2 separate regions of the Homo sapiens genome follow, and region 1 is linked to region 2. A link is a contact called in ENCODE Hi-C or POLR2A ChIA-PET data. All regions are on one chromosome and are shown on one strand. Each heading gives the region's core, a stretch centred on a gene start or an enhancer-like site at or near the end of the contact. The rest is flanking DNA. Distances are from core to core; before and after follow the strand shown.

The links. Hi-C counts contacts between places; a loop is a spot of excess contacts on that map. ChIA-PET counts read pairs that join two places held with the same protein, here RNA polymerase II (POLR2A). Pooled maps may share reads with other maps.
Region 1: a loop to region 2 is called in a map of endothelial cell of umbilical vein, with 2.2 times the contacts of the local background. The contact joins the enhancer-like site here to the promoter of SCREEM1 in region 2. A Hi-C loop is called at or near these places in 3 of 168 maps with a recorded cell type or tissue (Caco-2, PC-9 and endothelial cell of umbilical vein), 1 of 37 single-sample maps with no recorded cell type and 6 of 50 pooled maps. POLR2A ChIA-PET finds 5 or more read pairs at or near these places in 12 of 52 experiments (A549, A673, B cell and 9 more).

Annotation. Positions count from the first base shown.
Region 1 is chr20:50,068,324-50,074,007 of GRCh38, reverse strand. No RefSeq gene overlaps it. Among named protein-coding and RNA genes, the nearest start is that of TRERNA1, 30 kb to the right of the region's middle. RefSeq lists enhancers at 1-442, 443-952 and a silencer at 2,449-2,688. Within about 2 kb of position 2,592, at least 3 of the 41 ENCODE cell types and tissues checked have a DNase peak (open chromatin) inside an H3K27ac peak, as active enhancers do.
Region 2 is chr20:50,028,859-50,034,530 of GRCh38, reverse strand. It overlaps SCREEM1 (SNAI1 cis-regulatory eRNA expressed in monocytes 1), which reads left to right and starts at 4,054. Exons shown (of 3, transcript XR_936829.1): 1 at 4,054-4,179; 2 at 4,539-4,817; 3 at 5,090-5,440. RefSeq lists enhancers at 3,839-4,676, 5,516-5,672.

The DNA of each region.
Region 1 (5,684 bases), core at 1,343-3,842, 41 kb before region 2:
AGTGAAACCCCGTCTCTACTAAAAATACAAAAATTAGCCAGGCGTGGTGGTGCACACCTGTAATACCAGCTACTCCGGAGGCTGAGGCAGGAGAATCACTTGAACTCGGGAGGCGGAGGTTGCATGGAGCCAAGATCACACCATTGCACTCCAGCCTGGGTGACAGAGTGAGACCCTGTCTCAAAGAACAAAACAACAACAACAACAAACAGTGTCCAGCACAAAGTCTGACTGTGTAAACTGAATGAATGAATCACTCCTCAGGGCTGGGCCTGGCCTTCCTCTCTTGGTGGGTCACATGGACCTGTGAGGCCACTGGCAGTGACAAGGGAGGGGTCCCAGTGGCCCCGTGGGGCCTCCTGTTCCCTCTGCCCTGCATGCAGGGAAGCTGGGTGGCTGGGTCAGGGGGCAACAGATGGACTGGCTCAGAAGCCTGGCCTTCCCTGGCAGGAATTTTGAGAATCAGATCTGAGCAAGTCCCCCTTACACCCATTGCCAGCCATGAAAGAGAGCAGACGGGGGTTCCACGACCCAGGGTTGTCCATGGTGGGCAGGAAGCTAAGATGGAAGCCACTGCTTTCTGATTGGCCAGGGAAGGCCTGTGCCTCAGATTCTTCAGGGTCACCAGCAGAATCCAGAGAAAGCACAGGCCACAGTGGCTTGGAGGATCCTGGAGAGGCCACCCACCTTCTTCAGAAGCTGATGGCACCTTCATTCCCTAGGCCTGGCCCTGGGGCTGGCTTCATCTTGGGGTTCCCAGTGGGAGATTCTAGTGCCCCTGCCAGGAACCAGGGGAACTGATGTGGCATGCCAAGGACATTGATTAATATAACAGTGATGTCAATACCTCACCCTCAGTCCAGGATGCTGTCTGATAGGTGACAACTGATACTGGTTGGGTAGGTGTGGTGATATGAGATTTCCCACCACCCCCCCTTTTTTTTTTTTGAGATGGAGTCTCGCTCTGTGGCCCAGGCCAGAGTGCAGTGGCGCGATCTCGGCTCACTGCAGCCTCTGCCTCCCATGTTCAAGCGATTCTCCCACCTCAGCCTCCCAAGTAGCTGGGACTACAGGTGCGCAACACCATGCCCGGCTAATTTTTATATTTTTAGTAGAGACAGAGTTTCACCATGCCGAAATTCCCTTTTAAAAATACCCTTCGGCAGGCGGGCACGGTGGCTCATGCCTGTAATCCCAGCACTTAGGGAGGCCCAGGTGGGCAGATCACTTGAGGTCAAGGAGTTTGAGACCAGCCTGGCCAACATGGTGAAACCCCGACTCTACTAAAAATACAAAAATTAGCTGGCCATGGTGGTGCGTGCCTGTAATCCCAGCTACTAGGGAGGCTGAGGCAGGAGAATCACTTGAATCTGGAAGACGGAGGTTGCAGTGAGCCGAGATTGTGCCACTGCACTCCAGCCTGGGAGACAGAGTGAGACTGCATCTCAAAAAACAAACAAACAACAAAAAAAACCCAGCAACTTTGTCTTGGCACAGTGGTTCATGCCTGTAATCCCAGCACTCTGGGAAGCCAAGGTGGGCAGATCACTTGAGTCCAGGAGTTTGAGACCAGCCTGGGCAACACGGCAAAACCCCCTCTCTACAAAAAATACAAAAATTAGCTGGGCATGGTGTTGCACACCTGTAGTCCCAGCTACTCGGGAGGCTGAGGTGGGAGGATCGCTTGAGCCCAAGAGGTGGAGGTTGCAGTGGGCCGTGATTGTGCCACTGCACTCCAGCCTGGGCAACACGGCGAGACTCTGTCTCAATAAATAAATAAACATATACATAGATATAGATATAGATATAGATATACACATATATATATACACTTAAGTAAAAACCAATTATCTAGGAGCAAATGTCAAGTAAAAGTACAGGTAGGGCTCAGATGCGGCAAAAAATCATGTTGGGGTAGGAGCCTGAGTAACATCAGCGAGCGCATACAGGTTTATCCTTTGGCCTCTGGCCCAGCTGTTAATGATATATTCATGTTTATTATCTGCCCCCTCCCACCCCCACTAAAATGTCAGCTTCAAGAGGGTAGGGATGAGGCCAATTGTGTTCACGGCTGTGTTCCTGCCATCTCACACAATGTTGGGCATACAGTAGGTGTTCAGTGAATACTTGTGAATGGGTGAATGGCTGGCTGGAAGGCCATGCATGAGTGAATGAGCGGAGGTGACACCTTCACATCCTCTCTCCGCCTCGGTGGATGCCAGTGCAGGCCCAGGAGTCAGCCGTTTCCACTACCAGCTGTGTGGCCCCGGGAGGGCTCCTTAACCTCTCTGTGCGTTTCCGTTGCCATTTCGCCGGGTTATTCTAAGGATTACGTGTGGTTTTACATGGTGTGGGCTTCTTGCAGTCCTCGGCACGGAGCACCCCTCCGTAAATGTTATTTCGCTATTGTTCTTTCCTTTCCTTTCGGTGTATTCTGCTTATGTATTCGCTATTGCTCTTCCCCATCTCACCGACCAGAAGAGTGAAGCTCCTCCCCGCTCTCCTGGCGCCCGGCTTCCCCGTTCTGGCTCGGGCCTGCACGCCCGCCCTTGGCCAGCAGAGGGCGCTAGCGCTCTAGGGACCAACGCTCCGGCTGGGCCGGGCCACGCGTCATCTCTCAGCCGACCCGAGGCTGGGGCTGGAGGAGGGGACAGGCGTGACCGCCGGGGCAGGGGTGGACCACCGGACATCTGGGTGTGTGCCTTTGGCACAGCGGGAGCCTGCTGGAGGCTCCCAAAGCGGAGTGGGCAAGCTTTTTCCCCCAGTGCGCTTCCAACCCTTTTTCTTTCTTTCTTTCTTTCTTTTTTTTTTTTTTTTTTGCGACAGGGTCTCTTGTCGCCCAGGCTGGAGTGCAGTGATGCGATCACGGGTCACTGCAGCCTCCAACTCCTGGCCTCAAGCGATTCTCCTTCCTCAGCCTCCCGGGTAGCTGGGACTACAAGTGGGCGCCACCACGCCCAACTAATTATTTATTCATTTAGAGACAGGGTCTCACTCTGTCACCCAGGCTGGGGTGCAGTGGCATGATCAAGTCTCATTGCAGCCTCAACCTCCTCCTCAAGCAATCCTCCTGCCTCAGCCTCCTGAGTAGCTGGGACTACAGGTGCAGGCCACTGGCCAATTAAAAAATATTTTTTTTTTTAATTAGCCGGACGTGGTGGCGGGTGCCTGTAGTCCCAGCTACTCAGGAGGCTGAGGCAGGAGAATGGCGTGAACCCGGGAGGCGAGCTTGCAGTGAGCTGAGATCACGCCACCGCACGGCAGCCTGGGTGACTGAGCGAGACTCAGTCTCAAAAAAAAAAAATTTTTTTTAGTAGAGACAGGGTCTCGCTGTGTTGCCCCGGCTGGTCTCAAACTCCTGGGCTCAAGTGATCTTCCTGCCTTGGCCTCCTAAAGTGCTGGGATTACAGGCGTAAGCCACCATGCCTGGCCTCCAACCCATTTTTTGCCAAGGACCAGCTGAGACTCAGAAAGGGTTGTCCAAGGTCACCCAGCAGGTGGGGGTAGTGGGGGTCATGCTGTGAATACAAGGCTTTGAAGCTCACATACCTCAAGGACCTGATAGGGGCTGTGGAGAACACAGGACTGACCACCTTTGCCTCTAGAATGCTGGCCCACATGGCCAAATCTTCCAAGTCTTCAAGAGAGACAGGGACATCAGGATGTAGTGAAATGTCTCGATTTTTATGGTAGCAATGAATTAAAGGCTTTGTTTGTTTTTGTAGAGCCAGGGTCTCATTATATTGCCCAGGCTGGTCTTGAACCCTTGGCCTCAAGCGATCCTCCCGTCTTGGCCTCCCAAAGTGCTGGAATTACAGGCGTGAGCCACCACTTCTAGCCTTATTTGTTTATTTATTTATTTTGAGATGGAGTCTTGCTCTGTCGCCAGGCTAAAGTCCAGTGGCGCTATCTCGGCTCTCTGCTACCTCCACCTCCCGGGTTCAAGCGATTCTTCTACCTCAGCCTCCCAAGTAGCTGGGACTACAGGTGTGCACCACCACACCCGGCTACTTTTTGTATTTTTAGTAGAGATGGGGTTTCACCATATTGCCCAGGCTGGTCTCAAACTCCTGACCTCAGGTGATCCGCCCACCTTGGCCTCCCAAAGTGCTGAGATTACAGGCATGAGCCACCATGCCTGGCCGCCTTTTTTATTTTTAATCACAGTTTCCACCTCTGAGCAACCTTGGAGGTAGCTCACCTCTTCCTCCCTTGGAGGAAGGTGTTTTGAAACAAAACCATCCCCCTGGTTTCTTCACCTGCCTGCCTGAGCTTCTTTAGGCTTCAGTTTACCAGTGACTGCATCTTCCAGGACTGCGCTACCCAGGACATCCCCTCCCTCTGGGTTAGGAGCCAGTCTCCATCCCTGAGCTTCCCCAGTAGAGCTTCCATTTGTTCATTTGTCCATTCATTCATTCAACAAGCATTCATTGAGTGTTTACTGTGTGCCAAATACCGTGTGTAGGGACATGCAGTGATGAGACAAAACCCTCCCTTCGTGGAGCTGATATTTGAATGGGGGAGTTAGACAACAGACAAAGAAGGAAATGCACTAGGTTCTTTTCCAGGCGTTCAGCACATACCCAAGTAAAGGAACAGAGGGCAGGCAGGCAGCAGTGGGCAGGGGGCCTCTTGGAGGAGGTGACCCCAAGTGAGGAGGAGCTGCCAGCCCTGGAGTCTGGTAGGTATTGTTCCAGGCCAAGAGAACAGCAAGAGCAGAGGCCCTGGGCGGTAAGATGCAAGTCACATTATCACATTAAGTCCACAGCACAGGGGCTGGGCGCAGTGGCTCACACCTGTGATCCCAGCACTTTGGGAGGCCGAGGCAGGTGGATCACCTGAGGTCAGGAGTTCGAGACCAGCCTGGCCAACATGGCGAAACCCTGTCTCTACTAAAAATGCAAAAATTAGCTGAGCATGGTGGTGGGCACCTGTAATCCCAGCTACTCAGGAGGCTGAGGCAGGAGAATCGCTTGAACCTGGGAGGTGGAGGTTGCACTGAGCCGAGATCATGCCACTACACTCCAGCCTGGGTAACAGAGCTAGACTCTGTCTCAAAAAAGAGTCTGCAGCACATGGCATGCAATAGACACTCTGTAAACAGATGGATAAATGGACAGATGGATAAATGGACAGATGGATAAATGGACACATGGATGAGCTTGTGGCCTTGGCAGCCCCCTCTCTTGGCTTGGTTGCCCACATCTCGCCCTGGGGGTGGACATGGACACCGCCTGGCACAAGGAAGTGGCTCAGTCAGCTCCGGGGCTCCCTGAGCTGCACCCCAGCCCAGAGTGGGGGTCTCCCCTCCCAACAGCAGCAGGAGCTGTGGACTGGCTGCCACGCCCCAGCCATTCACAATCTGGGGGACACTTCCCCTGACCTGGTCCAAATCCCAGCTCTCCAGGGTCACCCTGACCTACAGACCTGACCACTCTGAACCTCAGGCAAGGCCACCATCTGCCCACGCCAGCCCTGCCTCTTTCATACTCTTCCCTGCCCCCAGTGGCTCAGGCGCCCAAGCCATGGGTTCCTTGGAATGTAATTCTTTTTCTTCCCAGAAGCCTGGGCCGTTCACTTCCGGCCACACTGCCCTTGGTGCCTTCCTGACCCTTTGCTTTACAAACCTGACACGGTGGCCAGAGGCTTAAAGCCGGACCCAGCCACACCACCTGGCCTCCCCA
Region 2 (5,672 bases), core at 2,805-5,304:
ACACCTATAATCCCAGCACTGTGGGAGGCTGAGGCAGGAGGATCGCTTGAGCGCAGGAGTTCAAAACCAGCCAGGGCAACATGGAGAGACTCTGGCTCTAAAAAAAAAAAAAAAAAAAAAAAAAATTTAATAGCCAGGTGTGGGCCGGACACAGTGGCTCACTTCTGTAATCCCAGCACTTTGGGAGGCTGAGGTGGGCAGATCACTTGAGGCCAGGAGTTGGAGATCAGCCTGGCCAACATGGTGAAACCCTGTCTCTACTAAAAATGCAAAAATTAGCTGGGCGTGGTGGCTTGCACCTACTCAGCTACTCAGGAGGCTGAGAGGGGAGGATCCTTTGAGCCCAGGAATTCCAGCCTGCAGTGGACTATGATCTCACTACTGTACTCCAGCCTGGTGACAGAGCAAGACTCAGTCACTTTAAAAAAAAAAATTCTATTACAATTCTGACTTCCCGTTTTCCCACAGCAGCGGGCCGGCTTTCCTACGTGGCAATGAATCACACCCATCACAGTCTCCACCAACCCCTATTGCTTCACCCTTAACTTATTTAAGTACCTGCCTAGCATCTGCAGGCATTGGAATCATCTGACCCTTGCTTAAAGCAAGGAAAAGAAGAAGAAATGGAATTTTAGGCAGAGGTTAGAGTAGGAAGAATCTAGGCTCCCGAAAGCTATCACTGGAGGTTCTGGAATTTGCAAGCCCTGGCTGGGAGGGAACATTCCCACTGACCATTCCAGCCTCTGCTGACCCCAGGGCCTTTCTGTGGCCACGGTCCTGGCTGTAAGTGCATGCACAGTCCTGGGTATCCTTCCAAGTGGATGTGTGGGCCCTGTGTGTGTATTTCTGGGCACAGAAGACTTTCAGGGTACTTGAATCTTGAATCTGCCATTTTCTGGCTGTGCGGTCCCAGGCAAGGACCTTACTCTTTCTGGGCCCAGTTTTGTTTGTTTGTTTGTTTTGAAACAGGATCTCCCTCTGTTGCCCAGACCGGAGTGCAGTGGCATGACCATAGCTCATTACAGCCTCAACCTCCCAGGCTCAAGTGATACTCCCACCTCAGCCTCCCGAATAGCTGAGACTACAGGCACACACCACCATGCCCGGCTAATTTTTTTAAAAAATTTTTTGTAGAAATGGGGTCTTGCTATGTTGCCCAGGCTAGTTTTGAACTCCTGGGCTCAAGTGACCCTCTCGCTTTGGCCTCCCAAAGTGCTGGGATTATAGGCATGAGCCACTGCCCCAGGCCTCTTGTCTGTAATATGAGCCTAGGCTGGCACCAGACAGGAGTAAGAGTAACTTTTACTATTTGATGTAAAGCCAAGCACTTGGCATGGGTTAACAGCTTCAGTCCTCGCTAAGAAATGAGGAGACCAAGGCACAGAAAGTAAAGCGCACAGTACAGGACCCGATCACAAAGGCCAAAAGGCAGCCAGGCCTGGCTCCCAGGGCCATGTGCTGGCTCCCCACACAGAGAATGTCAGCCGTGTGTGCTCTCAGCACTCTCCTGATACTGAGGATGAGAGGCACACATTACATTTGGGGACTTTCTTTTTTTGGGGGAGAGACAGAGTCTTGCTCCGTCACCAAGGCTGGAGTGCAATGGCGTCATCTCGGCTCACTGCAATCTCCACCTCTCGGGTTCAAGCAATTCTCCTGCCTCAGCCTCCGGAGTAGCTGGGATTACAGGCACCTGCCACCACACCTAGCTTAATTTTTGTATTTTTAGTAGAGATGAGTTTTCACCACATTGGCAAGGCTGGTCTCCAACTCCTGACCTCAGGTGATCCACCCGCCTTGGCCTCCCAAAGCACTGGGATTACAGGCATGAGCCACCATGCCAGGCCCATTTGGGGATTTTCTGTATGCATAGGGACCCTATATGCATGGTGTGCATGGTAGACCAGGCCCTGCACACACGTGAGTGCATGTGAGTCAGTGTGCATGTGTGTGCAAGTGTGTGCAGGAGAGGTTCTGGGGCCCACAAAGGACAATCATGTGTGTCTATCCATGTACACTCACATCCATTTGTGTACATAAGTGTCTGCTCCTGCACCTGTGTGTCTATTTGGATGTGTGTGTCTGTCCCTGCACGCAAATGTTTGTCCCTACATACAAGTGTCTGTGTTCACATGTGTCCACCCTTGAACACATACTTATCCTTCCATACATGTGTTCATCTGTGCATACGTCGGGCACTGTCTCCTCTCATACTCTGGCATGAGCTCAGTACATGTAGTCGCCCCCACCACGTGTGTGCAAAAACCCGGCTCCACCCATTAAGCCCAAGGAGGCCAGAGTTTCCCGTGGGTGCCCCAGATACTCAAGCACCCCCATTCCCAGGCCTGTGAATGTCTACTGCTCCCCAACCTCCACATCTTCCATGGGAGCTTCTGACAGGCCCTGAAATGCCTAGAAAAGGTGGCTGAACTGAGCTCCCACCCTCATTCTCCACCTGATGCTGCCTGCTGCTCTGGGGCTGCTTGCCCAGCCTCCTCCCGGGGCATCAGAGTGAGTGTGTATCTGCTGCCATGGGGAGGGGCTGCTGCTGGCCTGGGGTGGGTCTGCAGGAAGGCTCCTTCCCATGCCTTTGCACCCCCAGGAACCCCAAAACTTGTCACCATGCCACAATCACAGGAACATAGACTAATGCACACACACACCCCCACACATGCACAAAATACATGGCAGACAAACAACACTCCACACACACGTCCAGGCACCTGCCAAAAAAAGACGTGACACACACAGACCTGCTCCTATACAGTCACACCAAATTCCAGACACACAACACACACCCACAATACACTGCAGATACCCACAGGCACCTACAAATACAGAAGCACTAACTGCCTGAATCAGAGACACATAATGCAGGTGCATGGATGGGCGCACACAGACACACAGGGATGCACAACACCACACGCGGACCCACATGCATCTGTCCACATCACAGACACACACTCACACGCGTACCCCCTATCCAAGGCCATCCAGCTGGCCCCACACCCCAGGAGGACCGTGGAGAGCTCTGTCCCTCTTGCTCTCTCCCACCTGGCTTTAACCTCCTCCAAGCCATGTCCCCACACACCCCATCTTCCCTACTGCTCCCCTTGGCTGCCACACTGGCCTCCTGGCCAGTCCTGGAACACACTAGGCACATTCCAGCCTCAGGCCTTTGTACTTGCTGTTCTCTCTGCCTAGAATGCTTTTCTTGACCCCTTGATATCTGTGTGCCTCCCTCCCTCAGCTCCTTCCCGACTCTGCTCAAGACTGTCATCTTGGCTGGCTGCGGTGGCTCACATCTGTAATCCCAGCACTTTGGGAGGCCGAGGCGGGTGGATCACTTAAGGTCAGGAGTTCAAGACCAGCCTGGCCAACATGGTGAAACCCCATCTCTACTAAAAATACAAAAATTAACCGGGTGTGGTGGCACGCACCTGTAATCCCAGCTACTCCGGAGGCTGAAGCAGGAGAATCACTTGAACTCGGGAGGCAGAGGTTGCAGTGAGCCGAGATTGCAACACTGCACTGCAGCCTGGGTGACAGAGTGAGACTCCATCTCAAAAAAAAAAAAAAAAAAAAAGACTGTCATCTTGCCAGTGAGGCTGCGGCTGCTCCTGACCCTGCTCCCCGCACTGTGAACGCAGCCTGCGCCTCGCTCCTTCTGTGGCTCTCTGCTTTGATGCTGCTGCTGCTGTTCTCAGCTCTTACCACTACCTGATATTTATCAGTTGCTGGTCTCCCCATGAACGCCCTGGGGCAGAGGTCTCATTTCATCCAAAGTTGTAACTCCATGCAGTGAGCCGAGATCGCGCCACTGCACTCCAGCCTAGGCAACAGAGTGAGTGAGATTCCGTCACAAAATAAATAAATAAATAAATAAATAAACAAAGTTGTGACCCGAGCATCTGGAAGACTGCCTGGCACACAGGGGTGGTCAGTAAGTATCTGCTGAATGAATAAACACAATAGAATAGAAAGGATTGGTAGGTTCTAGAACAGACCAGAACACACAATAGAACAGAAACAATGCAATGGAATAGACAAGCTACACCACAACAGCCCAGTATAACCCATCAAAGCCAGGCTGATGCTCAGGGCTTCAACAGAATTGGGCAGAACAGCCACGAACCCCCTCCTAAAACTACGATCTGGACCTCAGCAGACACCATCAGGGTGGGTGGCCACGAACTGCATCTGGACAGGGGTCTTCCCACGCCCCTCTCCCCCGGCTATCCTGGGCTGAGAGCTTTTCCGCCTGCTCTGTCCCTGTTCCTGCCCAGCCGAACAGGTCAGGGGTGGTTTCTGGTCTGGACACCGGGGCTCTGGCTCCTGTCTGGGGTGATTCCTGCTGAGTCACTGGCCACAGTTCTGGCCAGGCTCCCACGGGCCTGATTATGTTGGAGGTTGGGGGACCATGGCCAAGGGATGAGGCACTCAGCCTACGGGTGCGTGGGGTGAGGGTGGTGCTGGGCTGGCCACAGGCTGCTTCTCTCCGTCACTGGTGGCTTTTACTTCACCTTTCCCATGGCCAGATGATGACAGAGAACACTCTCTCCACCAGGCCTGACCAAAGGTCTGGCTAGGCTGATGGTTACGAAAGAGAGGGAGAAAGAGAAGAGACTTAGGGGACCCCTCCCCCGCAAGCAATCCTCCACGGGGAAGGCTGGCCGTGGGAAGCTGTCCCTACCCAGTGCAGACTCGAGTCTGGCTTGAGAGCCCTGGCCCACCTCTGGACAGGGTCCTGATCCAAGGCTGGCGCTTCATCTCAGGGCAGGGGCAAGGTGGGGGGACCCTGCCTGTCTGCCTGGAAGGTCAGTTCTCGCCCTAACCCCACCTGGAACTTGACCATGTCTCTGCAGCCCCTCTGCTCAGGACCCTCCAGGGGCTCAAGGCAAAAGCCACATCCTCCTCATTGCCTGCCCCACCTGCCCGCCCCGTCCCCTTGCTGGCCTCACCTCCTGGCCTCGCCCACTCTGCTCCCACCCGACTGGCCTCCTGCCTGCTCCTTGACTCTGCCCACCACACCCCTGCCTCAGGGCCTTCACACTGGCTGTTCCCTCTGCCTGGAACTCTCTCTCCGCAGACACCCACATGGCTTCCTTCGATTCGTCCTGCAGATCTCCCTGGCATCACTTTCTGAGACACCGTACTCAACCCCCTCCAACAGGGAAAGCCCCCGCGCTATGTCCTGACTCCCCCAGCTGCGCCTGGCTCCCCCACCTGTGCCTGGCTCCTCCAGAGACACCTGTTCCAGCCCAGTGTGCGGTGTGCTCATTGTGCCATCTCCTTGGGTGGAGTGATGGCTCCATGAGGGCAGGCAGGTTGTCTACTCTGTTCACTGTTTAAAGCAGGGCCCTGCCCGAAGGAGGTGCGCAATACCTTCCGGGCAAATAAATGAATGAATGGATGAACTAAAGGAATTGGGAGGGGGAGTAGGAAGAGCACACTTAAAGCTCAGGCAGGTGCCGGGCGTGGTGGCTCACGCCTGTAATCCCAGCATTTTGGGAGGCTGAGGCGGGCGGATCACGAGGTCAGGAGATGGAGACCATCCTGGCTAACACAGTGAAACCCCGTCTCTACTAAAAAAATACAAAAAATTAGCCGGGCATGGTGGCGGGTGCCTATAGTCCCAGCTACTTGGGAGGCTGAGACAGGAGAATGGTGTG